Linked DNA regions of Homo sapiens: all the other regions are linked to region 1. A link is a contact called in ENCODE Hi-C or POLR2A ChIA-PET data. All regions are on one chromosome and are shown on one strand. The core of a region is the stretch at or near the end of the contact, and the rest is flanking DNA. Distances in the headings are between cores, read along the strand shown. Region 1 overlaps HERC1 (HECT and RLD domain containing E3 ubiquitin protein ligase family member 1). Region 2 overlaps DAPK2 (death associated protein kinase 2). Region 3 overlaps DAPK2 (death associated protein kinase 2).

What was found. A loop is a pair of places that touch in the nucleus more often than their neighbours do. ChIA-PET counts read pairs that join two places held with the same protein, here RNA polymerase II (POLR2A). Pooled maps may share reads with other maps.
Region 2: a map of HepG2 shows a loop between it and region 1 (26-fold over the local background). The contact joins two enhancer-like sites. A Hi-C loop is called at or near these places in 2 of 168 maps with a recorded cell type or tissue (HepG2 and mammary epithelial cell) and 7 of 50 pooled maps. POLR2A ChIA-PET finds 5 or more read pairs at or near these places in 4 of 52 experiments (PC-9, Panc1, activated CD4-positive, alpha-beta T cell and 1 more).
Region 3: a loop to region 1 is called in a pooled map, with 2.2 times the contacts of the local background. The contact joins two enhancer-like sites. A Hi-C loop is called at or near these places in 2 of 50 pooled maps. POLR2A ChIA-PET finds 5 or more read pairs at or near these places in 2 of 52 experiments (Caco-2 and activated CD8-positive, alpha-beta memory T cell).

Annotation. Positions count from the first base shown.
Region 1 is chr15:63,608,171-63,612,823 of GRCh38, reverse strand. HERC1 (HECT and RLD domain containing E3 ubiquitin protein ligase family member 1) reads left to right here. Exons shown (of 78, transcript NM_003922.4): 77 at 268-573; 78 at 3,558-4,206. The coding sequence ends at 3,743. It also overlaps a transcript of FBXL22 not described here. Among named protein-coding and RNA genes, the nearest start is that of USP3-AS1, 9.7 kb to the right of the region's middle. Within about 2 kb of position 2,508, at least 26 of the 41 ENCODE cell types and tissues checked have a DNase peak (open chromatin) inside an H3K27ac peak, as active enhancers do; they include PC-9, where a contact is called at or near this core.
Region 2 is chr15:63,943,242-63,947,894 of GRCh38, reverse strand. The region is part of intron 4 of DAPK2 (death associated protein kinase 2); the gene reads left to right. Among named protein-coding and RNA genes, the nearest start is that of MIR422A, 75 kb to the right of the region's middle. Within about 2 kb of position 2,019, at least 10 of the 41 ENCODE cell types and tissues checked have a DNase peak (open chromatin) inside an H3K27ac peak, as active enhancers do; they include PC-9, where a contact is called at or near this core.
Region 3 is chr15:63,921,120-63,925,772 of GRCh38, reverse strand. It overlaps DAPK2 (death associated protein kinase 2), which reads left to right. Exons shown (of 12, transcript NM_014326.5): 9 at 912-957. Among named protein-coding and RNA genes, the nearest start is that of MIR422A, 52 kb to the right of the region's middle. Within about 2 kb of position 1,640, at least 2 of the 41 ENCODE cell types and tissues checked have a DNase peak (open chromatin) inside an H3K27ac peak, as active enhancers do.

The DNA of each region.
Region 1 (4,653 bases), core at 1,259-3,758:
GTGGTAGAGGGAAGGCAGGCTCCTAAATTGGACTTGAACTGGAACCAGGAGTGTAAGAATCCCACAGCAGGGAGGCACTCTAACAAGGGTTGAGAGGCAGGGAGGGTGGGCCTTTTTGACTGACTCTCGTGCCTGGCGGTCTGAGAAACAAGTAGAGGGTCTGGGGAGCGGACGAGCAGGCATCAGGAGGCGCCTAGCCCCACAGGGCCCTTGGTGGGTGCCAGGTTCACGCACACTCATTGAATGAGCAACCTCTCCCGGGAGCAGGTGGCTGCAGTCCGAGAAGGGATGTCCTGGATTGTTCCTGTGCCGCTGCTGTCCCTCCTCACAGCAAAACAACTGGAGCAGATGGTGTGTGGGATGCCCGAGATCTCTGTGGAAGTCTTGAAGAAAGTGGTGCGGTACCGTGAGGTGGATGAGCAGCATCAGCTGGTGCAGTGGTTCTGGCACACGCTGGAAGAGTTCTCCAATGAGGAGCGGGTGCTTTTCATGAGGTTTGTGTCAGGAAGATCTCGACTACCAGCCAACACTGCTGACATTTCTCAGAGATTTCAAATCATGAAGGTTGATAGGGTAAGTAAGCTATTCTTTTTTCCTTTGTAATGTCTGCCTTATTGCTTCATTGTTGTTTTTGTTGAGACAGGGTCTCACTCTGTGGCCCAGGCTGGAGTGCAGTGGCATGATTTTAGCTTACTGCAACCTCCGCTTCCTAGCTTCAAGCAGTTCTCCTGCCTCAGCCTCCGCAGTAGCTGGGACTACAGGTGCGTGCCACCACGCCTGGCTAATTTTTTTGTATATTTTGGTAGAGACGGGGATTCACCATGTTGGCCAGGCTGGTCTTGAACTACTGACCTCAGGTGATCTGGTCACGTTGGCCTCCCAAAGTGCTGGGATTACAGGCGTGAGCCAACACGCCTGGCCCTCTGCGCCTTGTTGCTTTTATGTTGGGGAAAACAAACTATGACCCTCAAGTAGGCCTGCCGATTCATGCTTATTAATACTTAGAATTTCCAGATTAATGAAAAAAATCAAGCAGTAAAATTTGTTTAGAAATATCATTTAGCTTCAGTGGGAAGAGTCCTAAGTGGATGAAGAGAGCATACTACAACCAACAACCTTCCCTAAATCTTCCAGCATCTTCCTGAGTTAAAGCTGAACTTGGCAGAAGGATCATCATACTGCCTCTTCCTGTGCTGAGGCATGGCCTTGTTTGTTTTCATGAAAATATTAACCATTAACTGGTGGGTGTGCCCCAGAAGGAACCCAAAGATGTGGGGAGCAACGATAACCTCTGTGCCCACTTGTGTTGTGTGCCTTGTGGAGCAGGCAGGGCTGCATCTCTGCCATCTGATGAAAGGCCCCAGCTGCAGAGCCCCAGCCCAGCTGTGATTTTGACAGATGGCTTAGGAATAAGAGGGCTTAGAGTCTGAAAAGCACACTGCTGCCAGAGTCATCTTTCTTAAGCACCTGTCTGACCATGTCACTCTCCTCCTTTTAGACCTTTCAGAGACCCCCTTTGTTGACTCCGAAATAAATGCCAATGACCTTAGCTGCCTTAAACACTTCCACAGTCTGGCCTCTGCCCCACTTTCTGATGTGACGTCTTGATACTTCTCATGTTCTGGTCATAATGGGCTGCTTGCCTTTCTCCCCAGTAGACCAGGCTGTTTTTAAAATTCTGTGCTTTTATGTAACCTGTTCCCTCTGCTTTAGTAAGTCCTTCTTCACACCCCTTTCCTTCTATCTCTGGCAAGCACTTACTCATCCTATAAGCCCAATGCCAGTCATCTCCTCCAAGAACCCCTCCTAGATGCTTTCCAGGAGTGCCCCTACCATTGCTGAAGGCAGACCTAGCCAGACTCCTTCTCTCCACCTCCTGAACACTGGGTACAGCCCTCAAACCCAGAACTTACTGCATTCAGTTAGGAGTGCCTCTCCTCCCTCTGTCTCCATCCCCACTCTTCACAAGCCCTCTCTCCCACATGAGCTGGGCAGTTCTCTGAGCAGGGCCCATGATGTTTGTTCAGAAAACAGTAAGGGAAGTGGGGCCTCTTCACACACAGGCCCTTCCTGCCAGTTTAAGTGTCTGGCTTTCTGGTGTAGCCAAAGCTATTCCTCCCTGTGCTGCCTCCTGAGGCTGCAGGCTGCTGCTCTGCTCCTGGGCTAGGCTTGCTGGAGAAGCCACGTGCAGGAAGGATTATAAAAGAGCCTTTCCATAAATTTTCTGCATGACTTGCCAAGAACTGTAAGTTGTAAATCTGTTTTGTTGCTTCAGAGAGAAGTAGGAAGGAGGAAATGGCTCATTTCTACTCAGCTCTGGAAACAACCCTTGCCTTATATCTGTCCTGGGCTACTCCTGCCGTTCTAGGAGTTAATCCACCACTAATCTCCGGTCTCAGGGTTGTCAGCATCAGTAACTGACTACCGTGGTCGGTTCCTCTGTGGCTTTTAGATCATTTCTACAGTACTCACATTTAGGTCATCAGAGCCACCTAGTGGCACCTCCCTTCCTTGCTGCTTTCAGTTTTTCTGCGTTGAGCTGTGTCATCACTGGCTCTGGTGCATTTGGGCTGCTGGGCCATCCACCTCCCATAGCAGGACATGTGGCTTACCTAGGTGTGGGCTCTGGGGAGGAGGGCTGATTTCAAGAGGAGGTTGAGTGAGAGAAGACAGGTTCTTTTTTTTTTTTTTAAGCAAACGTTTTAAAAATTTATAAAAACACTATAATGCCATTACTATTATTACAAATTGTTTAGAAAATAGTTATGTTTGCAAGGAGGGATAGGGAACGTATATAATCCTGTCTCTCCAGTAGTAGCTATTTTTACCTTTGTGAAATTCCTCATAGTCTTTGCCTCAATTGTACAAATTTTTATATGATGTATCTAGAATTTTTTCTGCCTTTAACCTCCTAATGTATCCTGAACACCTTTCTGTTTTGCTGCCAGTCATCATAATTATCATTTTAAATGATGCATCACCGTCAGTTGAATGGATGGACTGGAGTTTAATTGACTGCCCCTTCCTTATGTGAGCTGTGCGAGGCAGCCATGGCGCCTGCAAAGGAGGCAGAATGCACATGAGGACAGGGAGAGGAGAGGGGGCAAAGAGGCTCCCATGGCCAGCTGCACCTCACAGTCGTTCTTTCCATTCTACCTGCTCTGTGGGGGCATCCCTGCAGCTGGCTTCCAGTCTGCACCCTCTTGGTGGATGGGTATGAAGGACAGGTGCCCTCTTACTACACTCTCATCCTGTGCCAGGCGCTGTGCGTAGTGTATTCTCTCAAGCAATCCTGCCAGTCAGAGCTTCTCCTCACTTTACACACACAGGCACTGGAGGAGGTGAGGACAAGAAGGAACATCTTCACCCAGAGCCTCGAGGGCCACGGGGCAGTAGGGCCTCAGCTCATTCTATCTGGCCCAGTCTCTGTGTCCACTTGACTTAACCATGTGGCCATGTTAATTCCATCTTGAAGGCAGGGAGAGGTCATGGGCAGCCCCACTCCCCCTTATGGCACTCTGATGTCCCCAGTCACGGCTCTGGGTCTCTCTCCACAGCCTTACGACAGTCTGCCTACCTCACAGACCTGCTTCTTCCAGCTGAGGCTGCCCCCGTACTCCAGCCAGCTGGTCATGGCCGAGCGCCTGCGCTATGCCATCAACAACTGCCGCTCAATCGACATGGACAACTACATGCTCTCGAGAAACGTGGACAACGCCGAGGGCTCCGACACTGACTACTGACCGTGCGGGTGCTCTCACCCTCCCTTCTCTCCCTCAATAATGCTCACTTCTGATTTGATGTTGATATACTTTTATGGTAACTACATAGATGTTATAAGAACATAAACCAACATTATAAACAATGGCCACATTTAGTTACTCTAAATGTAACAAAGAAATTAGATGTTTTTATTTTTCTGTGATTGTACAAAAACAACAAAAACGAAGTGCTCTCAGTCAGGTTTTTCCCTCCATATTTTTGGTCACTTTTGATAAGTTTGCATGAAACCATTTTGGTGCATTTTTAGTTGGGAATGGTACATTTTTGTAAATCCACCCAGTGAACATGAAATTGTACATTGTGTATAATTGTTCATTAGAAAGGACAGTTTTACATGAATATTCATATATTTATTTTGTTTTAATTTGAATTGCCTGTTCAGGGTTCCTTATGCAGAGAAATAAAGCAGATTCAGGAATTGGAGCGTGGCTCTTGGTATTGCTTCCTGCGGAGCTTCTGACTAGGGGTTACCATCGAGGCAGACATTAGCCCAGAACAGAATGAGCTTCCAGGCTGGTCTTGCTCTGATGGCTTTTTGACCCATTCAGAAACATTTCTTTACATTGAGGGTGGGCTTCACTTGGAAATAACGTATCAGAGAACCGTGTGGTTCTAGGAGATCCCTCTGGGTTGGAAGCCCCTATTTTCCATTGTTCTTCTGTCATCCTGGGTCTCTCTGACTTTGTTCCCTCAGCTGCTCCGCCCCTCTCAGTACCACGCATCCTTCTCTGGACAGCCCCAGCTACCTCATGTGGAGGGCGACTCTACCAGACAAGGAGGAAGAGGACCACAGTAATGCCATCTGGCCCTTCCTATGAAGAACCTACAAAGACAAAATGAGCACGTGATGGAATTAAAGAACAGGGTAGT
Region 2 (4,653 bases), core at 770-3,269, 340 kb before region 1:
GATCAAGCTTGTTGCATGAATGGAGATGGGAGAAGGAAGAAGAGCTGGGCTGCATATCCAAATGATGCTTCTGGAGGAAAGAAGGTTTGGGCAGGGCCTGGAAATGTGGTTAGGAGTTCAATAGGCAGATGATAAAGATTCTCATTCTGGGAAGGAGAGACATCATCAAGGAAATAGTCACAGAGACTATGATAACACCTATAGGCCACTTTATATGCCTTGTTTGATCCTCCTAGTAACCCTCTTGAGATAGGTTTTATGATTGTTATTCCTAATTTATAGGTGAGAAACCTATGCTGAGAGAGGTTCAATAACTTGCCCAGTGTCAGGCTGCTGATAAATGGCAGAGCTGGGATCCGAACCCAGATTCCAAGGCGTGCATGCTTAGCCATTATCTATATTCTCCAAAAGCAGGATGTGTGAGAGATGCATATGTGACCGCATTGGCCCATTTCTTTATTTGTCCAGTAAACAGTAACTGGGCCCTGCTATAATGCCAGCCGCCCTTGGGTGCTGGGGATGGAAATGAAAGGCAAGGCCCTTGTCCTTCCTTATGGGGTTTTAGTATAGTGGGGACAGGACATGTAAGGAAGGAATTGTAGTGCAGCTGATTCTCTGCCAGAGGTGTGTGCAAGCTGGGGACAACTAGCTGTGTGTTGGAGGGGAGGGAGATCATAGAAGAAGTTCCAGTGTGTGTGGGAACTGGGTGGAGAGGGGGAGAAGGAGCTTGTCAGGAAGGCTGTTCCAGCAGAGTGAACTGCAGGGTGGGATGGGGTGATGAAGAGGTAGCAGAGAGGTAGCAGAGGGAAAGCGGGCAGGGAGTAGGAGGTGGGGAAGCAGGGCCTTGAATGCCACACAGAGGCACGTATTGGGCATGGGCCACACTGAAGACTTGTGGGGAGGGGCTGGCTGTGGTCCCATCGACAGTGTGTGAGGACAGGGAGCTGAGCACCCTCAAAACCTGTCCACAGAGGCCTAGCATGGAGCGGCCTTCCTTTCTCAGGTTGCCCAGCACTGCCTGAATAATCTGGGGCTGTGCTTGACATGGCTGGTGAAGATTGGTAGGCAGCTTCCTTGTCCCCACAGCACAGCCCTGGCTGGGCCTCTGCTTTGCTGAGCAGAGCAGCCTCACTCAGCAGCAGGCAGGCCACACGGGCATCTGGAGAGGGCACTGGGCTGGAGGTCCTTGCTCAGTGACCTTGGTAGTTTCTTGATGTCTCTGGGCTGCTCTGACATGAAGGGACTAAATGATCTCTGAGGTCCCTTGCAGCCCCAACATTGTGAGCTCCCAGGGATGACTGTTCATGCTGCATCCCAGAAAAGAATGAGCAAACATAGCCACTGTTGTCTGAAATCTCATTGGGTGCTGCTCCTTACATAAACCATCTCTCTCAATCACAGAACAACCCCGTGGCTCAGTAGGTTTTGCCCCCATTTTATAGATGGGAAACTGAGCCTCTAAGAGCTCCAGTGTCTGTCCAGTTTTCATACTGTGAACAGCAGAGCTGGGATTTGAACCCAGACTTGCCTTTGTCTTTTGTACTTTATGACATAGCCCCCCAAGGGTGTCTTCATCCTGCTCAGACTTCAGGACACGCTGTGCTGGGCCCACAGGCCATGGGTGCCCCACCGGACAACCACCTTCTGGTCGGCACCACAGCAGGCACCTCTGGCCAGATCCCCCAGGACACAAAGGAGCACGTTGGCCTCTCCCATGGGTGCCTCCCTGGCGGGATGAGCTGGGTGGGTTTGTTTTGACAAGGGTATTTCTGCCTCCTGGTGGCAGGCAGGCCCTGGGCTGGGCAGTGGCGGCACCTGTGGGAATGTGACCCCTCCCTCCAGCCGTGCTTTGGAGGTGATGTCAGGTATGTGGGTGAAGTATTTGGTTGAAGTAAATAAAGCTGGAGGAGAATGACAGGAGTGGGGAGTATGGATAGAATCGGACTGCCCCAGAGGGCACTCTGGCTTGGACCCAGCAGTGTGTGGTTGCAGCAGCCTGTTCTTCCTGACCTGGGGCCAGGAGACCTGCGCCTTTACACGTCCTGCCTTAGAGCCCAAAGCAGTAGGAATTTTCACAGCCAGCTTGGGAGGTTGTGCCATCTCGAAACTGCAGAGCCCAGAGCTTGAAGGGGCTTTGGATGCCATCCACTGCCTGACTTACAGTTGGGGGGCTGAGGCCCAGAGAAAGGACGTGGCCTGCTTAAGCTCACATGGCCTTGGGTGGTGGAGCTGGACCTGCAGTTTTCCAATCTGCAGGCCTGGGCTCTTTTGCACCACCCTGCTCTATTTGGGGAGGGTGGAAGCAGAGAAGCTTAGACCAAATTCCTGGGGAACTGCCACTCTGCTGACCCTTAGCTTCCTTTTGGACCCTCCCTTAGTGCCGTTCCTTCCTGCTCCATCCGCATCACAGCCCTATAGGAGGAATGCACTCTGGAGCCCCTAGTGGTGGTGCGGGGCCTGGCAGAAAAGGAGGAGCCTCTGGCCCTGGATTCTTTCAATTCATTTCCTCAAATATTAATGGAACATGCAGGATGCAAGACGCCACAGGGGATACCAGGAATCCTAAAACCAATTTGAATTTTCTCAGGGAAAAGGCTGCCACCCAGGAAAGTGGCATCACCTGTGAGAGACAGCCTACAGCTTAGGACTGCCAGCAGGCCAGCGTCATCAACACGGAGGGGTTAGAGCACAGGGTTGGGGGAAGCTCAGGGAGAAGTAAGGGAGTTAGCTGGGTGGTCAGGGTGGCTCATGTCTGTAATCCCAACTACTCAGGAGGCTGAGCGGGGAGGATCACTTGAGCTCAGGAGTTTAAATCCAGTCTGGGCAACATCTCATCTCTTTTTTTAGAAAAAGATTCTCTCTAAGTAAGGGAGTAAGGGGAGGCAGGGTTGAGGGGGAAGAGGCTCTGAAAATGAAGAGGAGTAGGACAGGCATTCCAAGCCAGAGCAAAGGATGGAGTTGAGATGTCGTTGTGGAGTGGTAGTGCCCACCCTGCGGGGATATAGAGCAGGTACAGGCAAGGGATGGGTGGTGAGGCTGGAAAGAGAGCATGGGGCAGTCAGTGCCTTGACTACTTCAAATATCAGGTGGGGCATTTGGACTTTCTCCGGTGGCCAGTGGGACCACTGAAGATATTTAACCAGATTCAGTGATGTGTTGGGGAGAAAGGGATTGGACTGCCAGGGAAGCCCCCACCCCACTGCTCCCCACTGATTGTGACATTACAAGCTGTTGCACCTTGGCAAATCATTTAGCCCTGTGTGAGCCCCGTTTTCTTATCTGTGAAATGGAGTTTATAACAGTACCTATCACTCAGCGTGGCTGCAAGGATCACATAGAACACTAGCATCAAATTTGGCTTAGTAAACATGCTGTAAATGTTAGTCCCTACCCTCTGTCCTGGCTGTCATCAGGCTAATAGTGGAGCTTGGGACAGCAAGAAGGAAGCCTGTCTGAAAGCAGGTAGAGCTTCAGGTTTAGGGGCCCAAATCCCCTGGCCAGCCTATAGGTACCTTGGTGGCCTAGGAAGGAAGCAGAAACATGGCTGGATAGCAGGGAGCCATGGCCTCTGTTTACTCCCAATCAGGGCAGGTCTGAGTCTATGGGTATGTCTGGTCCAAATGGCCCAATAAGTGAATGGTGAAGGTAGGGACGAGAACCTGGGTCCTGACGACCCAACAGAGCATTCCTACTGCCCCACGGCCACCTTCCAGCCTGAAACCCCCAGGCTTCATCCTTTTATCCAGACCCAGCTTGGGTGTTCGCCCTGCCAGGACCTCCGTTTTCTCATCTGACTTGAGGACCTCCTGCTCAGGAGCTCCTGAGGCCAGGGATGGGTTCTGGGGCTACTCACTTGCATGGAAGCATCACCAGAAGAAAAGGCACCCTGGGGTAGGACACAGGTGCCAGAGGAGGAAAACAGCTGTGTCTGAGCCAGGCACGAGGTTGCCCCAGGTTGCCAGGCCAGAGTGGCATTGCTGCTTCTCTCTGGGATAGATTTTTTTTGTTTTGTTTTTTTTGAGACAGAGTCCCTCTCTGTCACCCAGACTGGAGTACAGTGGTACGATCTCAGCTCACTGCAGCCTCTGCTTCCCGGGTTCAAGCAATTCTCCTGCCTCAGCCTCCTGAGTAGTGGCAACTACAGGCGTGTGCCACCACGCCCAGCTAATTTTTGTATTTTTTTTAGTAGAGTCGGGGTTTCACCATGTTGACCAGGCTGGTCTTGAACTCCTGACCTCAAGTGATCCACCTACTTCAGCCTCCCAAAGTGCTGGGAATACAGGCATGAGCCACTGCGCCCGGCCTCCTGGGCTAGATTAATAAGACCCCTGAGAAGCAAGGAAGGGGAATCATTTAGTCTAGCGGTTAGGAGCACAAACTTTGGGGCCTGAGAGATAAAGGTTAAAGTTCCTAATGAGGGATAATACAAACTAATGTTATAGTCTCGGTTTCTTTTCTTTTTTCTTTTTGACAGGGTCTCACTCTGTTGCCAAGTCTGGAGTATAGTGGCACAATCATAACTTATTGCAGCCTCAACCTCCTGGGCTCAGGTGATCCTCCCACCTCAGCCTCCTGAGTAGCTGGGACTACAAGTGTGTGCCACCATGCTGGGCTAATTTTTAAAAATTTTTTTTGTAGAGACAGGGTTTCTCC
Region 3 (4,653 bases), core at 391-2,890, 310 kb before region 1:
CTTGTTTGCTCAAGTCTTTCTGCTTTCTTCTCCTGTTGAAATGTAAATAATGTGTGTGTGTGTGTGTGTGTGTGTGTGTGTGTGTGTGTGTGTGCGCTACAAGTCAGCCTGGGTTTCTTTAGGGCTCATTACCTTGTGCAGTCTGTCCCAAAGGCACCTGGAATTCAGATTTGAAAAGTTTAAGTGGCAGGGTTTTCAAGCCAGTTCAGGTTGGGAGTAGGAGCTGGTAGGCTCAGAGAGGTCAGTACAGTGGGATGGTGGAAGACATGCTAACCCTATCCCTTCTCCAGGGGCCAGGGTGAGTCCCGTGGCTGTGGGGTCAAAGAAGGAAATAGGCAGGGAATTGCAGGGCGCTGGGTACCCAGAGCATGCTCTGGATGGGGCAGGAAGAAAGGTCCACAGACTAGAACACCATGTCCTCTCCATCCCACAGACTTCAGAGAGGGCCAGAGTGGGGTTGTCTGGAGTGCAAGGGCCCTGATTTTCCTGTCTAAGAACAGTGCTAGGGAGAGTTGCTTACCTGGGTACAGAGCAGCGAAAGGCAGAGAACGGATCCAGGAGGCAAACAGAAAAACAGACCAGGGATTTAGCAATGGAGAGTTGGCTTTTGGAAGATTCTGGAAGCTCATTGGAGCATTTATGACTCTTCTTAGGCCTTTCAGCTTTGGGACTAATAGTATGGGTGTAGGTAACAAGGCCACTCTATTGAGGGGTCTGTCTGGACTGCTTCCTTCCCCTGGAGTGCAGGATTTGCAGCCAGCTCCCATCCATCTCTGCATCCTCCATTCCACTGGTTTGACGGCAGTGGCCAAATAATGCCAAAATATAGGTCTAAAAAGAGTGAGAACGGAGATGGTTGCTCCCAACTTCTGTCCTCATGGATCATCACTGTTTCCCAATCCTCATTGCAGGAAACGGCTCACAATCCAAGAGGCTCTCAGACACCCCTGGATCACGGTAAGGGCACAGCCATGAGTTCCAATGGGCAAAGGGTCCCTGCTCTGTCGCCAGGGTTGGCCTGGGCAGCCAGATGCAGAGGGCCCATGGAGAGGCCTTTGCTTTAAACACTGACCCTGGGCACAGATGAAAGCTAGCCAGGGGCCCCAGAGGGCCTGGGCTTATTCGAATAGGTTTATTTGCTTGCTATTTTAAGTTTGTGTGTCTCAAATTCAGGTAACTTATGAAATGAAACCCTCACAAACCACAGTTGAAACCCTTTTTCTTTGGGGCCAACTTACACAGTGTTCTTTGTTGAAGGGTATGTCACTGCCACTTCTCCAAGTGGAAATCAGGACTCCCCAGGTGTAGAAAGATAGATGACAATTGAAAACCCCCACTTTGTGACCAGGCCTCCTTCCTTCTGATTTTTGGGGCTCTAAGTCAAGGATGACACTTAAATCAGCCACCCACCTCCTCAGGCCCTGAGGAATGGGGCCTGAGACAGAGGCCTGGTGGGGAAGAGAGACAGCCACTGTTAGGGCAATTCTGTTCCCTCTGGGGAGAGTCAGGGCAAAAAAATGAATCCCTGCCTAACTCGCCTTGCAGTCGGGCTTCCTGCTGGCTTTCCAGTCAGCTGCTGGCTTTCCAGAGGCTCTTGTGGTCTGGTGTGGTGAAGAGCACTTTGAGAGGGTGAGACTCAGCAGGATTCAGGCCCTAATTCTGCTGACTGACCAGCTATGCACACCCAGGGACGTCACCAGACTTCCCATTCACCTTAACTGTTATGTGAGAAGGCCAGCAAGGATGAAATGACCATAAGAAAGGTGGAGATAAGAAAAGGTGAGGCAGGCCAGGTGCAGTGGCTCATGCCTGTAATCCCAGCACTTTGGGAGGCCGAGGCAGCAGAAGGATGACTTGAGCCCAGGAGTTCAAGACCAACTTGAGCAACATGCCAAGACCCCATCTCTCTAAAAAATAATAATCAATCAATCAATACAAAGAGAAGGTGAGGCCTGTGGAAGACAGAACAGGGAGGGCTGGAGTCGTCTGGGAAGAGGTCAGCTTTATCTGCTCAGCTTCATCAGCTCATTGAAGGATGGGGAAGGCCCAAGGAGCCCTGAAGGAGAGATGCTCCTCAGCCCTGCTGCGTGAGCCCTGGCCTTGCGTGCTCCAGCCCTGCGCAGATGCCTGCGGAGTCCTGGCTGCAGCCTGCTTGTCTGCGTGAGCACCCCTTAAATGCTATGTGTGTGGAGCTCTCTCTAATGGCTGTGGACCCTTCTGCCCTGAATGAGCATGCAGACAGCACCCCCACACTCCTTGACCTCACTTATGGCCTAAGGAGGTGCTCATCCCACCCTGGTTCTCCCCATGGCCTGACGCATGCAGTGAATGCCAGAGGCCGCTTGTGTGCCTTCTGCCTACCCTTTGGACTGCCCTCTGGGGTGGGCGGCAAATTAACACTCTGATTCTTCTGTCTGAACACCCACCAGTCAAAAGGAGAAGGCAGAGCCCCTGAACAGCGGAAGACAGAGCCCACCCAGCTGAAGACCAAGCACCTGAGAGAGTACACTCTCAAATGCCACTCAAGCATGCCTCCCAACAACTCCTATGTCAACTTCGAGCGTTTTGCCTGTGTGGTGGAAGACGTGGCTCGGGTCGACCTGGGATGCCGTGCCCTGGTGGAGGCCCACGATACCATCCAGGACGATGTGGAGGCCCTGGTCTCCATCTTCAATGAGAAGGAAGCTTGGTACCGAGAGGAGAATGAGAGCGCCCGGCATGACCTGTCCCAGCTCAGGTATGAGTTCCGCAAGGTGGAGTCATTGAAGAAGCTGCTGCGAGAAGACATCCAGGCCACGGGATGTAGCCTCGGAAGCATGGCCAGGAAACTGGACCATCTGCAAGCCCAGTTTGAGATTCTGAGGCAGGAGCTCTCCGCAGACCTGCAGTGGATTCAGGAGCTGGTGGGCAGCTTCCAGCTGGAGAGTGGGAGCTCTGAGGGCCTGGGCTCCACATTCTACCAGGACACCAGTGAATCCCTGTCAGAGCTGCTCAGCAGATCATGCACTGAGGAATTTCTGGCAGGCTGGAAGCTCTAATCGCCAGAATCCAGTCAGTGATGCATCCCAAGAGGTTTGCAGAAGCATGTTCTCATCCACCCTGCTGCGGCCTCCAGCTAGAATTATCCTGCAGGGGTGTGTGTCTGTAGTATAGCCTTCCAGCCCCTCCACAGAATCCAGAATTGCTGAGGTGCCAGTTAATTCTTCATTCTGCACCTCCCCTCACCAATCTGGTTTTCTGGGAGGGCTCTGGCAGGGCAGCCAAGCTGTTAAAACAATTAGAGAGTGAGTACCCCTCAGGGTCCCCTTCTGCAGAGGGAGGATGGCTGGCCCTGGGGAAATGCTTGAGAATTGATTTGTGATGAAGGATTTGTTCATATCTCACTTTCTGCCTACATACCTTATGGACTGTAGATCTTGGGTAATATTTGAGTTAATTAGGAATAACTAAGTCAGCATGGTGCTTTCCTGCTACAGAAGCAGGGATTTACAATGCATAGAGAAAATAATATTGCCTTTCGTTTGCATTGATTTTTCACTTACCAAGCACTCATGTCTGACAAATGACCTCACTTGGTCCTTAAAAGAACTCAGTGAGATAGGAAGGTGGGTGGCATTATTATTATTATTATTTACATGTAACTGATGAGAAAATTGACTCAGAGAGGGAAAATGATATAGTCAATCAGTACAGATGAAACAGAAACCCAGGATGCCCATCTCTAAGATGAGGTATATGGGAGAAAGTAGTAAGGCTTTGCTGTAAATATCTACCTTAATATTAAAGTCCAGGTCCCAGAGGTAAAGTAAGCAACTTCATGTATTCTGCCAGGTGTAGGTGGAATGCATACACCTGCAGATGATTGTCCCAGGAGCTCTGTCCCAGAAGGCAAAGTCATTGTCCCTACCCATCCCTGTCTCTGTCTGAAGACCAGCCTGCAAGCAGGAGAGAAGGAAGGAAGGAGTCTTCCCATTCTCCACCCTTTCTCCTCTTCTGGCTAACGGCCCCAACTCTGTGTCGAGAATAAAGGCCAGAAGGTCCTCAACAGGAGGTTCCTTTTCTTATGTACCTAGGCCATTGGGCCTTGAAGGCCTAAGAAGTTCCGTGAGGGTTTTTGAAAAGGGCAAACATAAAGATGGGGAAGCGCAAGGCCACATGGTCGTTTCATGACCCAAAGCTTTGAGCACCCCTCCCCAAGGATTATAAGATCTCATCTCCCTTTCTCTGGGGGAGGGGACAGTCAACCAACTCATGTCAACAGAGCATGGCATATGAGCCTAGTGCTGAGCTAGAAGCTTGTGGGTAGGGGCATAACTTGTATAGTTCAAAGTGTCTTCATGGCCTCACAAAACATCCCTATCTTAGAGGCAGACTAAACGATATTCCCAATTTAGAGCTGAGGAAACAGGGAGAGGATGGGATTTTCCCAAGGTCACATCATTATGGCAAAAGTAGAGACCTTCTAATGACAAGTCTGTTGCTCTTTCTGCTTCCCCTGGCTGCGCCAGGCTCCAGAAGTTTACTCCCTGCTTGTGGGGGCAGCTCACACCTGGATTCATCCATCCATTTATAAATTATACTTAGGCACCAACCAACTTCCAGATGCCCGGCTTGACTCTGGGGATACAATGTTTAGTAAAAATAGGCCTGATT